Regions from separate parts of the Homo sapiens genome. Here regions 1 and 3 are each linked to region 2. Evidence: read pairs that join two places in POLR2A ChIA-PET (ENCODE). Cell type or tissue: MCF 10A. All regions are shown on one strand. Links, peaks and the distances in the headings refer to the core of each region. The heading gives the core; the rest is flanking DNA.

Evidence for each region. ChIA-PET counts read pairs that join two places held together with the same protein. Peaks named below come from ENCODE experiments on the same cell type or tissue, not always from the same donor. Only the 100,000 strongest peaks of a DNase experiment are listed, where the experiment ranks them.
Region 1: POLR2A ChIA-PET joins it to region 2 with 19 read pairs; 11 of 35 experiments call an interaction of 5 or more read pairs at or near these places.
Region 3: POLR2A ChIA-PET joins it to region 2 with 13 read pairs; 3 of 35 experiments call an interaction of 5 or more read pairs at or near these places.

The regions. Positions count from the first base shown.
Region 1 is chr22:17,629,348-17,636,278 of GRCh38, reverse strand. It overlaps a transcript of BCL2L13 not described here. Among named protein-coding and RNA genes, the nearest start is that of ATP6V1E1, 4.1 kb to the right of the region's middle. RefSeq lists a silencer at 1,274-1,505. In MCF 10A, for the core only: no CTCF peak of the experiment used is centred there; a DNase peak (open chromatin) is centred at 2,738.
Region 2 is chr22:17,703,818-17,710,748 of GRCh38, reverse strand. All of the region lies in intron 6 of BCL2L13 (BCL2 like 13), which reads right to left. Among named protein-coding and RNA genes, the nearest start is that of MIR3198-1, 57 kb to the left of the region's middle. RefSeq lists enhancers at 4,317-4,366, 4,387-4,436. In MCF 10A, for the core only: no CTCF peak of the experiment used is centred there; a DNase peak (open chromatin) is centred at 4,028.
Region 3 is chr22:17,556,223-17,563,148 of GRCh38, reverse strand. CECR2 (CECR2 histone acetyl-lysine reader) reads right to left here. Exons shown (of 19, transcript NM_001290047.2): 19 at 4,998-6,926. Among named protein-coding and RNA genes, the nearest start is that of SLC25A18, 3.8 kb to the left of the region's middle. In MCF 10A, for the core only: a CTCF peak has its summit at 4,537; a DNase peak (open chromatin) is centred at 4,528.

The sequences.
Region 1 (6,931 bases), core at 619-5,618, 74 kb after region 2:
GATCTTGGCTCACTGCAACCTCAGCCTCCTGGGCTCAAGTGATTCTCCTGCCTCAGCCTCCAAAGTAGCTGGGACTACAGGTGTGCACCACTATGCCTGGCTACATTTTGTATTTTTAGTAGAGACGGGGTTTCAGTGTGTTGGCCAGGCTGCTCTCGAACTCCTGACCCCAAGTGATCCACCCACCTCAGACTCCCAAAGTGGTGGGATTACAGGCGTGAGCCACCGCCCCAGGCCACACATGGCTACTTTTTAAAAGATGTTTTTGTAGGCCGGGCGTGGTGGTTCACGCCTATAATCCCAGCACTTTGGGAGGCCAAGGGGGACGGATCACGAGGTCAGGAGATGGAGACCATCCTGGCCAACACAGTGAAACCCCGTCTCTACTAAAAATACAAAAAATTAGCTGGGCATGGTGGCGCGCACCTTCAGTCCCAGCTACTGGGGAGGCTGAGGCAGAAGAATCACTTGAACCCGGGAGGCGGAGGTTGCAGTGAGCCGAGATCGCACCACTGCACTCCAGCCTGGGCGACAGAGTGAGACTCTGTCTAAAAAAAAAAAAAGATTGTTTTTGTGGAAATGGGTATGTTCCCCAGGCTGCTCAGAAACTCCTAGCCTCAAGCAATTCTCCCATCTTGGCCTCCTAAAGTTCCTGGCCTTCCCTTTTTAATTTTATTTTTTGAATATATATTTTGAGACTAGACATACAGGTCAATGGAACAGAACAGAAAACCTAGAATTGTTAACTAATTTTCAACAGAAGTGCTAAGGCATTTCAATGAGGAAAGAGATTGTCTTTTCAGCAAATTGCATAAAATAATATAGCCCTTTTATAGAAATCATTTGACTTTAATCACAGCAGTTTATGGTATTTGGAGTTTTTTTATTTAATTTGCTTTTGTTTTAGTAGAGATGGGGTTTCACCATGTTGGCTAGGCTGGTCTCAAACTCCTGACCTTGTGATCCGCCCGCCTGAGTCTCCCAAAGTGCTGGGATTACAGGTGTGAGCTACCACACCCGGCCCTTTTTTATTTAATTTTTTAGTTTTTTTTTTGTAGAGATAGCGTCTTGCTGTGTTGTCCAGGCTGGTCTTGAACTTGTGGCCTCAAGTGATCCACCTGCCTTGGCCTCCTGAAGTGCTGGGATTATAGGCATGAGCCACTGCACCTGGTCAGTTTTCGGGGGAGTTTTGGACAGATTTTAATAGGCGCTACAGATCTCTAGCCTACAGGCTAATGTGGTTATCGACTCTAAACTAGACTCTACTCATTTTATTCATTTGCATTCATCAGTTGTTTGTTGCTTTTTTTTTTTTTTTCCTTTTGAGACAGAGTCTCCACTTCCACTCTGTTACCCAGGCTAGAGTACAGTGATGTGATCATGACTTACTCTAGCCTTGACTTCCCAGGCTCAAGCAATCCTCTGGCCTCATCCTCCCAAGTAGCAAGGACTACAGGCATGCACCAGAAAGCCTGGCTAATTTATTTAATTTTTTTTTGTAGAGGCAGGTGTCCCACTATGTTGCCCAGGCTGGTCTCAAACTCCTGGGCTCAAGTGATCCGCCTGCCTCAGCCTCCCAAAGTGCTAGGATTACAGGTGCCAGCCACCACGCCTGGCCAATCAATTGTTTATTGAATCCCTGCCATTAACCAGGCAGGGTGCTGGGTGCTAGCAAAAGCAATGATGAGTACATCAGACGCGGTCCCTCTTGTGAAGCTAACATCTTAGTTGGAAAACCAGAAAAGAAAAACATTGAAACAGAAAAAAGTAAAAATAATTTAAGATGATGGCATGGGCTGGGTGCGATGGCTCACGCCTGTAGTCCCAACACTTTGGGAGCCTGAGGCAGGTGGATCATAAGGTCAGAAGTTCCAGACCAGCCTGGCTAACATAGTGAAACCTCGTCTCTACTAAAAATACAAAAAATTAGCCGGGCATGGTGGCTCATGCCTGTGGTCCCAGCTACTCGGGAGACTGAGGCAGGTGAATGGCTTGAACCTGGGAGGTGGAGGTTGTGTTGAGCCGAGATCACTCCACTGCACTCCAGCCTGGGCAACAGAGTGAGACTCCGTCTCAAAAAAACAAAACAAGACAAACAAAAAAAAGGTGGTGGCATGTCCTGAAACAGACAAGGGACTGGAATAGAGAAGAAGGTGAGAGAGTGACCAGGATAAGCTCTCCTCAAAGAGATTTTGAGACCTAAAGGATGAAAAACAAGTTAAGTGGTAAGTGGAGGAAAATAACTTCTCAAGCAGAAAAATAGATGTTTTCAAAAAAACTGAAAGGCAACCAGTAAAGCTTTGAGGTGGTGTGCAAAGGGAGGAGGGGTAATGAGGGCAGGCAAGCATACAGGGCCAGATCCAGTGGTCTCATCTACTAGAGCCAGCGGAAGGCTTCAGGAGCAAGCAGAAGCCATGACAGAGTTGTAAATTGGGGAGTGACTTGATGCCATCTGCCATCTAGGTTTTAAATCACTGTAGCATAGAAATTTGGCTGGAAAGAGGCAAAAAGTGCAGACACCTAAGTTAGAGTTACTATTTTTTGGCTACACTTTGTTTTTTCCTTTTCAAATTATTTGCTCAACATTTAAAGACAGATGATTTACATTTACTTCTAGTCTTTCGCGCTTTGTCCTCCTGAGCAAACTCCAGAGTTAGCTTATTTATCCTGCTGATTCAGTATCTAGTAAACCTGCCTGGGAGTAGGTGAGAGCACATGAACCGTCCCTTTCTGACTAACCTGACAGGAATCTAGGCCAGTGACTTTGGTGAAGCCACAAATAGGCTTATCTAGGAGGGAGTTTTTTGAAACTTGTCTGAAAATATGTTTTAAAGTGTCTCCACAAGGCCTAAGAATGTAGGAGAAAATTACATTTGGAAAACTACCAACTGGCTCATCTTTGCATGTATTCATAACAACTTTTTCCCTTCAGAGGTTATCTCTGTAAAGCTTACATTCTTTTCAGACAGGACCTGGCCTGTTCCTTGGTGAATCAGCAAAACTGAAGAAAATTGAGTTTTAAAGAGAAACTAACATGGGGGAGAAGTGGGTGCTGCAAAAGGGGATAGTAACTATACCTACGATTTGTTTTTCAAGTGAAGTCTTGAAGTAAATGTGACAAATGTTAATTGTTAATTTTGGGTAGTGGTGCATGGTATGGGAATAAATTATTCTTTGTACTTTTTTGTATTTTCTAATGTCTCAAAATAAAAATAAGTAAATCGTGGTCAGGCGCAGTGGCTCATGCCTGTAATCCTAGCACTCTGGGAGGCTGAGGCGGGTGGATCACCTGAGGCCAGGAGTTCGAGACCAACCTGGCCAACATGGTGAAACCTTGTCTCTACTAAAAATACAAAAATTAGCTGGGCATGGTGGCACATGCCTGTAGTCTCAGCTACTCGGGAGGCTGAGGCAGGAGAATTGCTTGAACCCGGGAGGCAGAGGTTGCAGTGAGCCAAGATTGCACCACTGCACTCCAGCCTGGTGACAGAGCAAGACTCCCATCTCCAAAAAAAAAAAAAAAAAAGAAGAAGAATCATAAAGATTATCACACTGTTTTCCAAAAAACAAAAGCACGGTTGATCTAGACAGTGCTACATCCATTCCAGATATTAATTTCAGAAACAATTTGACATGTAGAATTAGACTGCTGTTTCTACTCCCCAAATCCTGTCATTTGCAGAACACTGTAAAAATACAGGAGAGATTGTAATCAAAATGTGTTAATTCCACCTCAACCTGACCTAGGGATGCTAGAGGGTAGAATAGTCCTCTAGCATATTCCATACTCCTGCAATCTGTTTTTTAGGACAATGAAGAATGAGGCTATTAATGCAAAAGATGAACAAAATTAGACAAATAATCCAATCTAGTTTAGCTCAATAGTGATCAAGTTAAGGTCAATTGCATCAGTTTCTCTTGCCCTGTGTTATTGTTCTGTGACTAAATCCTTCCTTTATCCAGCATTATCAGTACTCTCAAATATATATACCAATATGTACACCAATCTGTCCTACAAGGAACACTGTGCACTAGTACAAATGGAAAAAATGGCAGCATGTATTAATAAATATATTAATAAATGGCAACGTTTATTGTCCTGTGGGTAAATCTTTCCTTTATCCAGCATTATCAGTATTCTCAAATATGTATACCAAATATGTATACCAATCTGTCATACAGTACAAGGAACATTGTACACTAGTACAAATGGGGAAAAAATGGCAGCATGTATTAACAGCCTTCAAAATATGTGTACCGGCCAGGCGCCGTGGCTCACGCCTGTAATCCCAAGACTTTGGGATGCCAAGGCGGGCAGATCACGAGGTCAGGAGTTCGAGATCAGCCTGGCCAATATGGTGAAACCCCATCTCTACTAAAAATACAAAAATTAGCTGAGTGTGGTGGCACGCGCCTATAGTCCCAGCTACACAGGAGGCTGAGGCAGAAGAATCACTTGAACCCGGGAGGTGGAAGTTGCAGTGAGCTGAGACTGCGCCACTGCACTCCAGCCTGGGCAACAATAGCGAAACTCCATCTCAAAAAAAAAAAAAAAAAAAAAAAAAAAAAAAATATATATATATATATATATATATATATATATATATACACACACACACATACATACACACACGTACCATTCCTACTAAAAGGACAAAGAGCTGAGGTGGGAGGATCCCCTGAGCCCAGGAGTTCGAGACTAGCCTGACAAACACTGTAGGACTCTGTCTCAATTTTAAAAATAAAATTGAAAAAAAGGGACAAACGGACATCATGTACTTTCTGATGTGTTGCAAAGAGGACACAATATCACACATGTAGTACTCCTGCTATAATGCGTAACCTGAATCTAATTATGAGGAAACTGTCAAAACCCAATTGAGGCTGGGCGTGGTGGCTCACACCTGTCATCCCAGCACTTTGGGATGCCAAGGCAGGCAGATCATCTGAGCTCAGGAGTTCCAAGAACAGCCTGGCCAATGTGGCAAAACCCTGTTTCTACCAAAAAGAAAAAATTAGCGGGGCGTGGTGGCGGGCGCTTGTAATCCCAGCTACTGGAGAGGCTGAGGCAGGAAAATCTCTTGAACCCAGGAGGTGGAGGTTGCAGTGAGCCGAGTTTGCACCACTGCACTCCAGCATGAGCGACACTCTTCTGTCTCAAAAAAAAAAAAAATTGAGTGATTTTCTACAACTGGCCTATATTCTTCAAAATGTCACTATCAAGAAAGATAAGTCTGAGGAAACTCTTCCATATTAAAGGAGACTAAAAAGACATGATCACTAATGCAGTAAGTGACCCTGGATCCAATCCAGGTTATAAAGGTTATAAAGTAAGGTTATAAGAAGGTTATAAAAGGTTAAAAAGTAAGGTTATTAAAAAAAGGTTATGGCTGGGCGCGGTGGCTCACGTCTGTAATCCCAGCACTTTGGGAGGTGGAGGCAGGCAGATCACCTGAGGTCGGGAGTTCAAGACCACCCTGGCCAATGTGTTGAAACCCCATCTCTACTAAAAATGCAAAAATTAGCTGGGCGTGGTGGCAGATGCCTGTAATCTCAGCTACTGGGGAGGCTGAGGCAGGAGAATCAATTGAACCCGGGAGGCGGAGGTTGTGGTGAGCCGAGATTCTGCCACTGCACTCTAGCCTGGGCAACAGAGCGAGACTCCATCTCAAAAAAAAAAAAAAAAAGAAAAGAAAAAGAAGGCCGGGTGCAGTGGCTCACACCTGTAATCCCAGCACTCTCGGAGGCCGAGGCAGGTGGATCACGAGGTCAGCAGTTCAAGACCAGCCTGGCCAACACAGTGAAACCTCATCTCTACTAAAAATACAAAAATTAGCCATGCATGGTGGCAGGCACCTGTAATCCCAGCTGCTTGGGAGGCTGAGGGAGGAGAATCACTTGATCCCGGGAGGCAGAGGTTGTAGTGAGCTGACACCATGCCGTTGCACTGCAGCCTGGGCGACAGAGTGAGACTCTGTCTCAAAAAAAAAAGAAAGGGTTATAAAGTACATTGATGGATTGATGGGACAAAGGAATTTGTTTTTTTTTTTTTTGTTTTTTTGAGACGGAGTCTCACTCTTATTGCCCAGGCTGGAGTGCAGTGGCACGATCTTGGCTCACCGCAACCTCTGCTCCTGGGTTGAAGCAATTCTCCTGCCTCAGCCTCTCCAGTGGCTGGGATTACAGGCACACACCACCACGCCTGTTAATTTTGTATTTTTAGTAGAGACTGGGGTTTCTCCATGTTGGTCAGGCTGGTCTCGAAATCCCGACCTCAGGTGATCTGCCCACCTCAGCCTCCCAAAGTGGTGGGATTACAGGCGTGAGACACCGCGCCTGGCCCGGGACAAAGGAAATTAATGTTCAGCCTAGTAAACTAAATTTCCTGAATTTGCTACATCCTCGTTCTTATGACACACTAAAATAGGAAGTGTGTGTGTGTGTGTGTGTGTGTGTGTGTATGAAAATAAAGTGTTAATGTACATGTAGCAAAATGTTAACAATTGTTGAATCTAGGTGAAGGGAGGTCAATGCAGTATTCTTACAAGTTACTATATCTCAAATTTCTTCAAGATAAAAAGCTAATAAAAATGGTGGGTAACCATAGCACAGTAAAAAGAAAAAAGTGGGTGTACCATTTGACCTCTTATTCTACTATTAGGAGTCAGTCTATCCTAAAGATAAAGGAATTTTCAAAAGTTTTTGCCTTTGGGATTTTGGGGAAAAAAACGGGCTTGAGGTAAATCCAAATAAAAACAAATGAGCCTGGGGGGATTTCTGTCCTAATATTCCTCTAAATGGGACCTGGGAAGGCTTTTGAAAAATATATAGGCTATCTCAGAAAAGTTCCAAATAAATTATGTAGCTGCTCCACCCTAATAAGGAAGTTGAGCATAGCTTCCCACTCCCTAGGTGTGGGCTTTGTATAGTG
Region 2 (6,931 bases), core at 925-5,924:
CCCACCACCACGCCCGGCTAATTTTTTTGTATTTTTAGTAGAGACGGGGTTTCACCGTGTTAGCCAGGATGGTCTCGATCTCCTGACCTCGTGATCTGCCCACCTCGGCCTCCCAAAGTGCTGGGATTACAGGCATTTATTTATTTTTTATTTTTATTTACTTTTTTTTGAGACAGAGTCTTGCTCTGTCACCCAGGCTGGAGTGCAGTGGCGTGATCTCAGCTCACCGCAACCTCCGCCTCCCAAGTTCAAGCGATTCCCCTGCCTCAGCCTCCGGAGCAGCTAAGATTACAGGTGTGCGCCACCATGCCCGGAGAATTTTTTTTTTTAATTTTTAGTAGAGACAGGGATTCACCATGTTGCTGGTCTCAAAGTCCTGACCTCAAATGATCTGCCTGCCTCGGCCTCCCGAAGTGCTGGGATTACAGGTGTGAGCCACTGCACCCGGCCAATTCAGATTAAATAGCTTTATGTCTTGCTGTCATGGCCTCCCTACCTTACAATGTATTTCTGTATTTAGGACGTGACATTTTAATGAAGATTCACTGAACATTCTGTGCTGTTATGTAAGAAGTCTTACAAGAAAGAACAGATTACTAAGCTTTTACTCCTGGGGACCAATTCACATAAAACAAAAATATAAAAATAGCAGCCTCTTTTTTTTTTTTTTTTTTTTTTTTTAAGACAAGGTCTTACTGTTACCCAGGCTGGAGGTCAGTGGCGCAATCTTGGCTTACTGCAGCCTTGACCTCCCAGGCTCAAGTGATCCTCCTGCCTCAGCCTCCTGAGTAAATGGGACCACAGATTACTTCCAGTTAATTTTTATATTTTTTGTAGAGATGGGCTCTCACTCACCATGTTGCCCAGGCTGGTCTTGAGCTCCTGGACTTGGGCAATCTGCCTGCCTCGGCCTCCCAAAGTGCTGGGATTACAGGAGTGAGCCACTGCACCCGGTCAATGTTTTCTTTTGTTTTAATAGCACTCTGTTGCCTAGGCTGGAGTGCAGCAGCACAATCTCAGCTCCTGGGTTCTGCAACCTGGGTTCAAGAGATTCTCCTGCCTCAGCCACCTGAGTAGTTGGGATTACAGGAACCCACCACCATGCCTGGCTAATCTTTCTATTTTTTATTTCATTTATTTATTTATCTTTCCTGAGACAGAGTCTCTCTCTGTTCACCCAGGTTGGAGCGCAGAGGCACAATCCTGGTTCACTGCAACCTCCGCCTCCTGGGTTCAAGCAATTCTCCTGCCTCAGCCTCCCGAGTTGCTGGGACTACAGGCATGCACGACCATGCCTGGCTAATTTTTGTATTTTTCATAGAGATGGGGTTTCACCACGTTGGCCAGGCTGGTCTCGAACTCCGGACTTCAGGTGATCTGCCCACCTTGGCCTCCCAAAGTGTTGGGATTACAGGCGTGAGCCACCACGTCCAGCCTCAGTTTTATATTTTTGAGACAGGGTTTTGCCATGTCACCGGGCTGGAGCCTCTTTTTTTTGTTTTGTTTTGTTTTTGAGATGGAGTCTCACTCTGTCGCCCAGGCTGGAGTGCAGTGGCGCAGTCTTGGCTCACTGCAACCTCTGCCTCCTGGGTTCACGCCATTCTCCTGCCTCAGCCTCCCGAGTAGCTGGGACTACAGGTGCCTGCCACCACGCCCAGCTAATTTTTTGTATTTTTTAGTAGAGACGGGGTTTCACCGTGTTAGTCAGGATGGTCTCGATCTCCTGACCTTGTGAGTCACCCACCTCGGCCTCCCAAAGTGCTGGTATTACAGGCGTTAGCCACCATGCTCGGCCGAGCCTCTCTTAATAATTAATGTCATAATGAAGAGCAGGCTTTCACTAAAAGAAAAAGAGCTGTTTTGGATAATATATTACTTACAACTTATCATATTAGAAGAATAATATCTACAAGTAGCCTCGGAACCATTCTAACAATCTAAATAGTTTTTAATACAAAATATTTGTGTTGTTGAGAGTATCTGTCTCTTTGGCTTCACTGACATAAAATGCAAAGGAGTAATTTCGAGGGCTCAAAAATATAAAACTCATGGGATAAACCATGAGTTTAAATATGCACAAAGAAGCAGAGAACTGCGTCTTTTTTGTTTTTGTTTTTAAATAAATGAAGCCAAAGGGTTTGAGTAACTTGCCCAAGGTCCCTTAGCTTGCTATGACAAATTGGATAGCAATAATAGGTAACCCTTATATAATTCTTATCATGTGCCCTTCTAAAGTCTTCACTTCATCTATTGAAACCTCACAACAATGCTATGAGAGGATTATTATTACTTCCATTTCACAGACATGGATACCAAAACAAGTAAAGAAGATAAGTAGTTTTCCCAAAGTAATAAAGCTGGGATTCAAGCCCAGGCAGTTTGCCTCCAGGGTCTGTATTTTTACCAACTATGCTGTCCTACCTCTTAGATGAAGTCCCTGATTGCTTTCTGGTGCTTTTCTGTCTGTAATATAGTACCTTTTGAGTTAATGGCCAGAAGTATTCATAGATAGAACATGTTATACTTGGTGTTTTTTTTCAAGCAAACACACAGATACATGCATTAAACTCTTCAATTAAAAAGGGAAGTAGAGAAGAAACCTAAGTAGATAAAAGGAATATAACAAAATAAATGTAAAATAAAATACAAATATAACTTTGCTTTGGTGGTAGGAACTAAGTAAAAAACTAAGTAAAGGAACGTATCAAAATAAATGTAAAATAAAATACAAACATAACTTTACTTTGGTGGTAGACCTAAGTAAAAATCAGGTTGACAATTGCTCAGAGACCTATTACAAAAATTGGCTGCATCATGATGTCTATATTGATTGTATTTTTTTGTTTCACTTTTTTTTTGGTGGGGGCAGGGGGTCACATCAGTTACAAATTATTCTGCCCCCTCAAGCAATATTTTACCTTCTGAGACACAGCTGCTGCTGAGCTGAGCTCCTATGAACTTAACTTTTCCATCTGAAGAAGCTTTGGCAAAATTCCAAAGCCCATCTACGTTGGTAAATTTTCTAAGGACTCATTTCCCTTAAGATTTATGCCAACAAACCTCTATCATTACTTCTCAGACTTTATATATATATCTGTCAAGAAAAAGAGCTGTTTTGGATAATACGTTAGTTACAACTTACATTAGAATAACATCTACAAGTAGTCTTAGAACGATTCTGACAATCTAAATCATTCTTCATATAAAATATTTGTATTGTTGGGAGTATCCATCTCTTTGGCTCCACTGACACAAAACACACAAAGGCTCCACTGACATTTTGTAACTTTGAGGGCTCAAAAATATAAAACTAGCCGGGATCAACCAGCTAGTTTTATATTTCTGAGGCCTCGAAGTCGCAAAATGGAAACAGATCACTGCTTTGGACCCTTATAACCAAATGCGCCTCTCAGATCATTATTAACCTAAAATAAGAAAATGGAGAGTGCTGAAGAAATTACAGAGAAGTAATTTTCCACCCAACTTGATGAGGAAGATCCACAAAAAACACATTTCAGAGTACAACACAGTAAACATCCACACCCACATATACAGCAGGCAGATTTTCCCAAAACAGTACTTACTCTTACTAAATTGATTTTAGCTGCAACCCACTTCATTAATTTCAGATCATCCCTGTGTGTCACCTCCCACAATATGAAAACTATTCTAACAAATTATTAACCTAAAAGCTTCCAAGAGATAGTCTTTAAATATCCTAGATTAAACAAACAAAAACCTATTCTAAAATCAGAAGCTTCATGTCAAGAGAAAATGACAAAGATTAATTTTATTCAAAATACTTAAATATTACAATAGACAGATGACATTCCCTCCAGTAATCTTTTATGGAATCTAAAAGTAAATCTTTCACAAGAAGTATTTATCATGTGACGACGGAGAAAGTAAAATACAAGCCTTACCACAGTGGACTTGCTCTGCCCTTTCCAGGAGACAGACAGACTTCTAACGTAGCAACACAAGCCCAGGAAATGAAAAGAGAATGAGGAGGGAGGGAGCAAGGATGACTCAGGGAGAATCACAGCACATGAACCAGTCTGTGCCCTCACCGGGCTGCAGGGCAAATAAAAGTCAAAACTGAAACTAAGAGGAAATGGTGATCAGACTTAAGGAGAGGGAAAAAAACCACACTCTTCAGAGACGCATGTGAAAACCTGGCATTTGTAAAAGTGTGACATTTTCACAAAACACTTTCACATCATTATTTTTGTGAGACAGAGAAGCTATTCTTCCCTTTTTGTAGTTGAAACTGAGGTTCAGAGAAGTTAAATGAATCCTTCCAAAACACAGGGCTAGTATTTGGCAGAGCTGGGGCAAGAAACAAATCTTGTGATTTCTAATCCTTTTCTCAGTTCATCATTCGCCGGGTAAAAAGGCAGAGTGAAAAAAAAAAAAAAACAAGGTAGAAAGAGAAAACAGGCTGGGCAAGGTGGCGCATGCCTGTAATCCCAGCACTTTGGGAGGCCAAGCGGGGAGGATTGCTTGAGGCCAGGAGTTTGAGACCAGCTTGGGCAACATAGTGAAACCTCTCTCTGCAAAAAATAAGCCAAGTGTGGTAGTGCATGCACACCTGTGGTCCCAGCTACTAGGGAGGCTGAGGTGGGAGGATCACTTGAGCCCAGGAAGTTGAGGCTGCAAATGAGCCATGATCATGCCACTGTACTCCAGCCAGGGCAACAAAGCAAGACCCTGTTTCTAAGTCCTAGCCATTTCTGTTAATAATTCAGAAAACAAAATATTATTTTTCTCCTTCAAATCTATATGTCCAAAGCCTGCCTGTTCCTAACTGACTATGTGCTATATCACTCCATTCATCCAACAGATTATGGCTGCTGGCACCACCTCCTCTGCTGCAGGTTTTCAAAAGTAGCTGCACCTTGAGAGGTAGGCAGTTTGTTTCACTTGATGTTGTGTTCAAGTGACTAATGACAAATACATTCCCCGTGGAAATCATACCACAGGCTTTATATAACAGACATGCGATATCATGTGGTCAAATGATTCTCTTCTGGAAGGGTTTTAAGAGCTGTCAATGTAATGTTCAGCACACAGTATCTTAAGGAGATTCATGTTGACAGCTTATGTCACAGGATACATTTTCACCAACTGGCATTAAAAAAAAAGCAATATCGGCCGGGCGCGGTGGCTCACGCCTGCAATCCCAGCACTTTGGGAGGCTGAGGCGGGTGGATCACGAGGTCAGGAGATCGAGACCATCCTGGCTAACACAGTGAAAACCCATCTCTACTAAAAATACAAAAAATTAGCCGGGTGTGGTGGCAGCCATCTGTAGTCCCAGCTACTTGGGAGGCTGAGGCAGGAGAATGGCGTGAACCTGGGAGGCGGAGCTTGCAGTGAGCCAAGATAGTGCCACTGCATTCCAGCCTGGGCGACACAGGGAGACTACATCTGAAAAAAAAAAAAAAATGCAGTATCTTGGGTTTTTGTTTGTTTGATACAGAGTTTCGCTCTTGTTGCCCAGGCTGGAGTGCAATGGCACGATCTCAGCTCACTGAAACTTCTGCCTCCCTGGTTTAAGCAATTCTCCTGCCTTAGCCTCCCAAGTAGCTGGTGTTACAGGTGCCTGCCACCACACCCAGATAATTTTTTTTTTAATCAATCAAAACCTTTAATGCTCAGTTTTCACAATCAAGTCTATCAAATTTCCAGATTTACAGCAAAATGTGCCCCCTAAAAAAGTGTACATTCTTCAGTTTCTCCTATACTTTTTTTTTTTTTTGCCTATCTTTCAAAACTGAGCACTGGGTATTTTTAACATAAGCCATGTCATATGTACAGTTTAACTATGTTTCAGGAATAAACAAAATTCATGATATTTTAGTAACTCACAGTGTATTTATAGAATGAAAAGTTCTCTATCAAAACACACTTTTCACTGGGAAAAATAAATAAAATAGACAAATGGATCTACACAAAGTAAACATTAACTTTGGTAGATTTCAGTGCAGTTCATAACAAGCATATTTGCCCTTATTCCCCCAGAGCTGCTCAACTAAGAATTTTTAAAATACTTTAACTGAGATTTTATTATGTTGACATTTGTTTCTCATTCCACATCATCTTCAGCCACACCCAGATGATTTTTGTATTTTTAGTAGAGATGAGGTCTCACCATGTTGGCCAGGATGGTCTCAAACTCCTGACCTCAGGTGATCCGCCTGCCTTGGCCTCCCAAAGTGCTGGGATTATAGGCATAAGCCACTGCACCCGGCCTAATATCTTAGTTTTAAACACAAGCAAATGGAGAGCTTAGACCGAACAATGTGAAATACAGATTGGACATTCAAATTTAGAGATAAAACACATTTGAAATATTAATGAAGGCCAGGTGCAGTGGCTCATGCCTGTAATCCCAGCACTTTGGGAGGCCTAAGTGGGTGGATCACTTGAGGCCAGGAGTTTGAGACCAGCCTGCCAACATGGCGAAGCCCTATCTCTACTAAAAATACAAAAAGTAGCTGGTCATGGTGGCACACACCTGTAATCTCTGCTACTCAGGAGGCTGAGGCACAAGAATAGCTTGAACCTGGGAGGCGGAGGCTGCAGTGGGCTGCAATTGCGCACTGCACTCAAGCCAGGATGACAGAGCAAGACTGTTTCAAAAAAAAAAGAAGTATTAATGAACTAGTTATCCATGCAGTAGATCTTTTCTTTTGGCACAGATACTGGAGTTGAGTAATATACTTACTTTCTCTGTAACCAATTACAATCACCAAACAAACCTTGATGTACTACATCATCATAAAACTGAAAGTTGAGAAGGGAGTGCATAATATTCCCTGCATTTTTCTTCCCTTGTTGTAAAGCACCATATGGGATAAATGGCAGTTAACCTGGGATGTCTCCTGGCTATCATACAAACCATACACTACAATAGCCAAAGGTTTTA
Region 3 (6,926 bases), core at 1,872-6,871, 150 kb after region 2:
ACAGTGAAGGCAGCCACACAGCAGGCAGCTGCTGCTGGGTCACCCAGGGCTCTGCCGCGGCTCCATGAGCGCCCAGAAGGAAAGGTCCCATGATACCTCTTGCATAACAACTGCATGACATAGGCCGTTCACCTTCCAGGAAGATTCCAGGGTAAAGATCAGCCCCCAAATAGCCCGTCTGGATGGTTATTTTCTCAATTCCGTTGGTAGCACTCTCAGAGAACATAGAGTATAGCAAAATGGAGCCCACAAAGGGGCTGATTTATAAAACTTGCGTTGCCTTTCCTTCCAGTAACACGAATTGGTTTAGAGACAAGAGACATTAATCTTTAACAAGAGAAGCACCTATGGATGTCTCCAAATGTCAAAATAGAAAGTTGATCAGAACTTTTGAGACTAATCTACAGTAACAATGTATAGCTTCCTGTCTCCCTAAATCTTGCCCGAGTAGCTTTTATGCTCTTATTTTAAGAAGCTCACTGTGTAGGATTATCTGTGTAAGATATATTTACCCAGGATGCTTAACAAGCGTTAAACAGTAACAGTTCCAAAAATAGAGCCACATTTACACTGCCTACTGCACTGTTTTGAAACAGTTAACCAGTGGAAGATGCTAACTTTTGGTACATATATTTGTTGCTGGTTTTGGCCCGAAGAAGATAAATCTGGAAGCACTCTAAATGGCTAAGTTCCTTATAAAAAATAAAGGCCGGGCACAGTGGCTCACGCCTGTAATTCCTAGCACTTCGGGAGGCTGAGGCAGACAGATCACTTGAGCTCAGTTCTAGACCAGCCTGGGCAACATCGTGAGACAAAAAATTAGCTGGGTGTGGTGGGGTGCCCCTGTAGTCCCAGCTGCTTGGGAGGCTGTGGTGAGAGGACTGCTTGAGCCCGGGAGATTGAGGCTGCAGTGAGCTGAGACCATGCCACTGTACCTAGCCTGGGCAACAGAGTGAAACCCTGTCTCAAGAAAAATTAAAGCCTATCTTTTTTTTTTTTTTTCATGTTGTGAGAATTTAATAAGTCAATGAACATAAGGTGCTTAGAACCAAGCTTAGGGTATGGAAAACAGAGAATAGATGTTTCTTGTTATTCTTTTTTTTTTTTTAATTTATTTTTTTATTGATAATTCTTGGGTGTTTCTCACAGAGGGGGATTTGGCAGGGTCATGGGACAATAGTGGAGGGAAGGTCAGCAGATAAACAAGTGAACAAAGGTCTCTGGTTTTCCTAGGCAGAGGACCCTGCGGCCTTCCGCAGTGTTTGTGTCCCTGGGTACTTGAGATTAGGGAGTGGTGATGACACTTAACGAGCATGCTGCCTTCAAGCGTCTGTTTAACAAAGCACATCTTGCACCGCCCTTAATCCATTTAACCCTGAGTGGACACAGCACATGTTTCAGAGAGCACAGGGTTGGGGGTAAGGTCACCGATCAACAGGATCCCAAGGCAGAAGAATTTTTCTTAGTGCAGAACAAAATGAAAAGTCTCCCATGTCTACTTCTTTCTACACAGACACGGCAACCATCCGATTTCTCAATCTTTTCCCCACCTTTCCCGCCTTTCTATTCCACAAAACTGCCACTGTCATCATGGCCCGTTCTCAATGAGCTGTTGGGCACACCTCCCAGACGGGGTGGTGGCCGGGCAGAGGGGCTCCTCACTTCCCAGTAGGGGCGGCCGGGCAGAGGCGCCCCTCACCTCCCGGACGGGGTGGCTGGCCGGGCGGGGGGCTGACCCCCCACCTCCCTCCCGGACGGGGTGGCTGCCGGGCGGAGGGGCTCCTCACTTCTCAGACGGGGTGGTTGCCAGGCAGAGGGTCTCCTCACTTCTCAGACGGGCCGGCTGGGCAGAGACGCTCCTCACCTCCCAGACGGGGTCGCGGCCGGGCAGAGGCGCTCCTCACATCCCAGACGGGGCGGCGGGGCAGAGGCGCTCCCCACATCTCAGACGATGGGCGGCCGGGCAGAGACGCTCCTCACTTCCTAGATGGGATGGCGGCCGGGCGGAGACGCTCCTCACTTTCCAGACTGGGCAGCCAGGCAGAGGGGCTCCTCACATCCCAGACGATGGGCGGCCAGGCAGAGACGCTCCTCACTTCCCAGACGGGGTGGCAGCCGGGCAGAGGCTGCAATCTCAGCACTTTGGGAGGCCAAGGCAAGCGGCTGGGAGGTGGAGGTTGTAGCGAGCCGAGATCACGCCACTGCACTCCAGCCTGGGCACCATTGAGCACTGAGTGAACGAGACTCCGTCTGCAATCCCGGCACTTCGGGAGGCCGAGGCTGGCGGATCACTCGCGGTTAGGAGCTGGAGACCAGCCCGGCCAACACAGCGAAACCCCGTCTCCACCAAAACCAGTCAGGCGTGGCGGCGCGTGCCTGCAATCGCAGGCACTCGGCAGGCTGAGGCAGGAGAATCAGGCAGGGAGGTTGCAGTGAGCCGAGATGGCAGCAGTACAGTCCAGCTTCGGCTCCGCATGAGAGGGAGACCGTGGAAAGAGAGGGAGACCGTGAGGAGAGGGAGAGGGAGAGGGAGAGGGAGAGCTAAAGCCTATCAATAGCTAAATATGTCAAAAAACATTCTGGCCTTTGTTTGGTGAGAATTCATGTCACGGTAGGAGGAAATCTGAAAGTTAGGAATCAAAGTTTGCATGCATTTTAAGGGTGTGCTGCTGATATGCACAGGGAGTGGGTTTGCTAACGCCATCCCAGCCACTGATGCAGCTGGACTGGGCTCTAGGAAAGCTGACAGAACAGTGAAGGAAGCCAGGCCAGAGTGGTGCTCCCCCCACCCACTGGGAGAATCCATCGAGATGCACAATTTGAGTAGCATCATGTCTGATCTGGGGTTTACTAGTGATTTTTTAAGACAGGATCTCACACTCTTGCCCAGGCTGGAGTGCAGTGGTGCGATCTCTGCTCACTGCAACCTCTGCCTGCAGGGTTTAAGCAATTCTCCTGCTTCAGCTTCCTAAGTAGCTGAGATCACAAGCGTGTGCCACCATGCCCGGCTAATTTTTGTATTTTTGGTAGAGACGGTTTCACCATGCTGGCCAGGCTGATCTCAAACTCCTGACATCAAGTGAGCCACCGTGCCCAGCCTGATTTTTCACTTTAAAGTTGATTTTTGTTTTGTTTCAGAAATTACACTGAAATGCAACTACTAAACAAGAAAGTACGGTTGGCATAAAATGTTTTATCATAGAAACACTTTTCATGGGAGAATAACTGAACAGTTTTAAAATAATACCAGGATAAAAGGCTCAAAAATTTGTTAGCCAGTAACAACAGAGTATCAGTGGGGACAATCAGACACCAAACAACTGGAGGTTAAAAGGAGAGTGAACAGATCACTGCCTAGAAAGGGACAGCCCCAAGCATGGGTTTGGAAACGGGTACTAATTGTGGTGAAATTTTTATGGAATGAGGATTACTTCCACAGCCAATTACAGATGCTCCTCAGCTTCCAGTGGGGTCACCTCCGGATAAACCCATCATGAGTTGAAAATATTGTCAGCTGGAAATGCACTGAATCCACCTAACCCACCAAATATCACAGCTTAGCCTGCCTCAAGCATGCTCAGCAAACTTATGCTAGCCCACAGTTGAGCCTCCTTTTTTATTTTTATTTTTGAGACGGAGTCTTCCTGTCGCTCAGGCTGGAATGCAGTGGCGCGATCTTGGCTCACTGCAACCTCCGCATCCCAGCTTCCAGCGATTGTCCTGCCTCAGCCTCCCAAGTAGCCAGGATTACAGGCACCCGCCACCACGCCCCGCTAATTTTTGTGTTTTTAGTAGAGGCAGGCTTTTGCCATGTTGGCCAGGCTGGTCTCGAACTCCTGAGCTCATATGATCTACTTGCCTTGGCCTCCCAGAGTGCTGGGATTACAGGTGTGAGCCAGCACACCTGGCTGAGCCTCCTTTATCACACAGTGTTGAATATGTCATGGAGTTTATTGAATACCGTACAGAAGGTGAAAGAGAATTGTTGCACGAGGACTTCAAGTACAGTTTCTGCAGAATGTGTCTCATTTTCAAAAACTCCTAAGTTGAATGATCATTAAACTGGGACAGTCTGCATTTAAGGACAAAACAGGAGTTCTGGTGTCTTAAGACTGTAGCTGATTTCTAAGAATGTAGCTACTTTCTTTTTTTGGGACACAGTCTCACTCTGTCACCCAGGCTGGAATGCAGTGGTGCGATCTCGGCTCACTGCAAGCTCCGCCTCCCGGGTTCACGCCATTCTCCCGCCTCAGCCTCCCGAGTAGCTGGGGCTACAGGTGTGTGCCGCCACGCGCGGCTAATTTTTTGTATTTTTAGTAGAGACGGGGTTTCACCGTGTTAGCCAGGATGGTCTCGATCTCCTGACCTCGTGATCCGCCCGCCTCAGCCTCCCAAAGTGCTGGGATTACAGACGTGAACCACCGCGCCTGGCTGAATGAAGCTACTTTCAAACTGTTCTCCCAGTAACTGGAAATAAAACATAAATGACCTTGGCAGGTATAAGATTGCCCGCTTGCTTAGGCTGGAGCTCCCACTTCTGGCCATGTGTGTGCACAGCGGGCTCCAGGCTGGAGCTGCCCCGCTGCCCCACTGTTATACTCCTTTCCCATCCCAGGCACCCTAAAGCCTGCAAGGAGAGAAGTCGTGCACCTCAGGTGTAGTAACCTTCTGAAGGCGGACGCCTTTACCAGTGAGATGCTGACGGCCGGGCCAGCTTCGCAAGGATCGGCTGTGAGGAGCGTTTTATCCCTGACATGGTTTAGAACTGCCAGTCAGTACATGACTGTTTTGAAGTTCTCTGGAACCATATTCCTCTGTCTCATGCACAGGACCCGTGCCCCGCCTCCGTGGATTCTGGATGCATGAGAATGGACGAGGGGTGGCATTTCAGCTGGTGGCCTTGTGGCCTAGTTCACGCCTTCGTCCTGATGGAAGTCTGGGTTTGCCCTGATATGGAAATGACACATGGACAGACACACCACACACACAGAGGAGCCTTGCTATTTTAAGCATGTACTTTATACAAAATAACCAGTTCATATGGAAATAAATCTACAGACCTCCAAGGATCAAAAAGCTTTTTAAAAAGTTCTTTTAAAAAATTATCCAACACACAATATTGAACTAACTATTGAGGTAAGTGTCGCTCTCAGTGAAACAGGGAATCAGCAGACCACGACAAAATATACACAATATAAAAATAAATAGCATTCCCCTTTCCAGTACTGGCCAGAAGGTTCACATGGTTTCTGCTTTTGCAGCAGGAGCAGAGGCTCCAGACACTGTGTGCCAAGGCTGCTGGGGACTGACCGGGGCCCCAGGAGCTACGCACAAGGCAGGAGAGTGAGGTACCTGAGCCCTGGCTAGGGAAGGGAAAGGAAGGGAAGGGAAGGGAAGGGAAGGGGCTGCATGGTTTCCTGAACGGGGGTCAGCATTTCAATAACTTATGCAATATCCATACCCCTGCTCCCACCCCACCCACCCCTGTCAACAACACAAGCAAGGACAATCAACTGCTCGTCAGCCGTTCTGACGTTAGAGTTCAGTTAGTCCTCTTGTGCAGGACAAGAGGGAGAAACTAGGTAGGAAAAGGTCAAGCCGAGCCCGGAACAGTCCCTCCGCACATCTGTCTAGCACAGAGCAGGATCAACATCCAGCCTGGAGGCAAAACTTGTGTCCCAGCTTAATTTAAAAAATGAAGGTCCGGTGTGTTGGCTCACGCCTGTAATCCCAGCATGTTGGGAGGCCAAGGCGGGTGGATCACCTGAGGTCAGGAGTTTGAGACCAGCCTGGCCAACATGGTGAAACCCCGCCTCTACTAAAAATACAAAAATTAGCTGGGAGTGGTGGTGCGCGCTTGTAGTCCCAGCTACTTGGGAGGCCGAGGCAGACGAATCCCTTGAACCTGGGAGGTGGAGGTTGCAGTGAGCCGAGATCGTGCCATTGCACTCCAGTCTGGGGGACAAGAGCAAGATTTCGTCTCAAAAAAAAAAAAAAAAAAAAGAAAAGAAAAAAAACGGGATGCAGTAACATTCACCCAAACACTACTGTCCCAAGGGGAAAGTGCGTGAGGCTTGGTGTCCTATGGCTGCACGGCAGAGTCCAACCCAAAAAAGAAATAGGGAGCCCAGCTTTTTCTCACGCAGCAAATGGCAATCACATTCTTTGTGCTATGCAGTGATGTGAGTCCACGAATAAAAGCCTCTGCATTCTCAACCGAAATAAGAAGTATCCTTACTGAAGCTAGTGTCCGGAGAGTCACTGGTGGACACACCACACCCCAGGAGCCCCCGGATTGGGCAGTACATGGCTCACTAATATATGGGACTGATTTTCTGCAATGCGGGTCCATGGAGAATCACAGAGGGTGAACTGACTGACAGACAAAGAAGGGCAACAATGCTAGAAAACCTTCAGCCTTTCCTTTCTATGAAAACCAAGGTTCTCTGCAAGCAGGTTGGGGTTCTTACACTACTCAACTGTCCTTACCTTGTGACTATAGGATTAGGCCTTCCTGTGAAATTTCAAATCAGGTCTTAAGAGCAGTGTAGTATTTACAGATTTGAATGTCCATTAAAAAAAAAAATTGAACCAAGAAGTATGGATTGCAAACTTGTTTCTGACAGCTGTGGTGACTGCAACACTGGGATTTTGTGGGCCTGGGATGGCATCTGCCAGCAGTAGGAATCAGCAAAAATAATATAGTAACTATACAGCAGATAAATGGCATGGGATAATGACACCAAATGCTTAGTCACAAGAAACACTTTCAGGGAACAAGACAGAGTAAATCGACATTTAAAGCTGAGGTCTGACTGAACTGAGGGGCACAAACTGCAGGTCTTAAGGTTTTCACTAAGCCTAACGAAGAGGAGCATGAGAAGGCCTTCTGAGAGCATCTGGCCCGGGCTCAGTGAGAAGATACG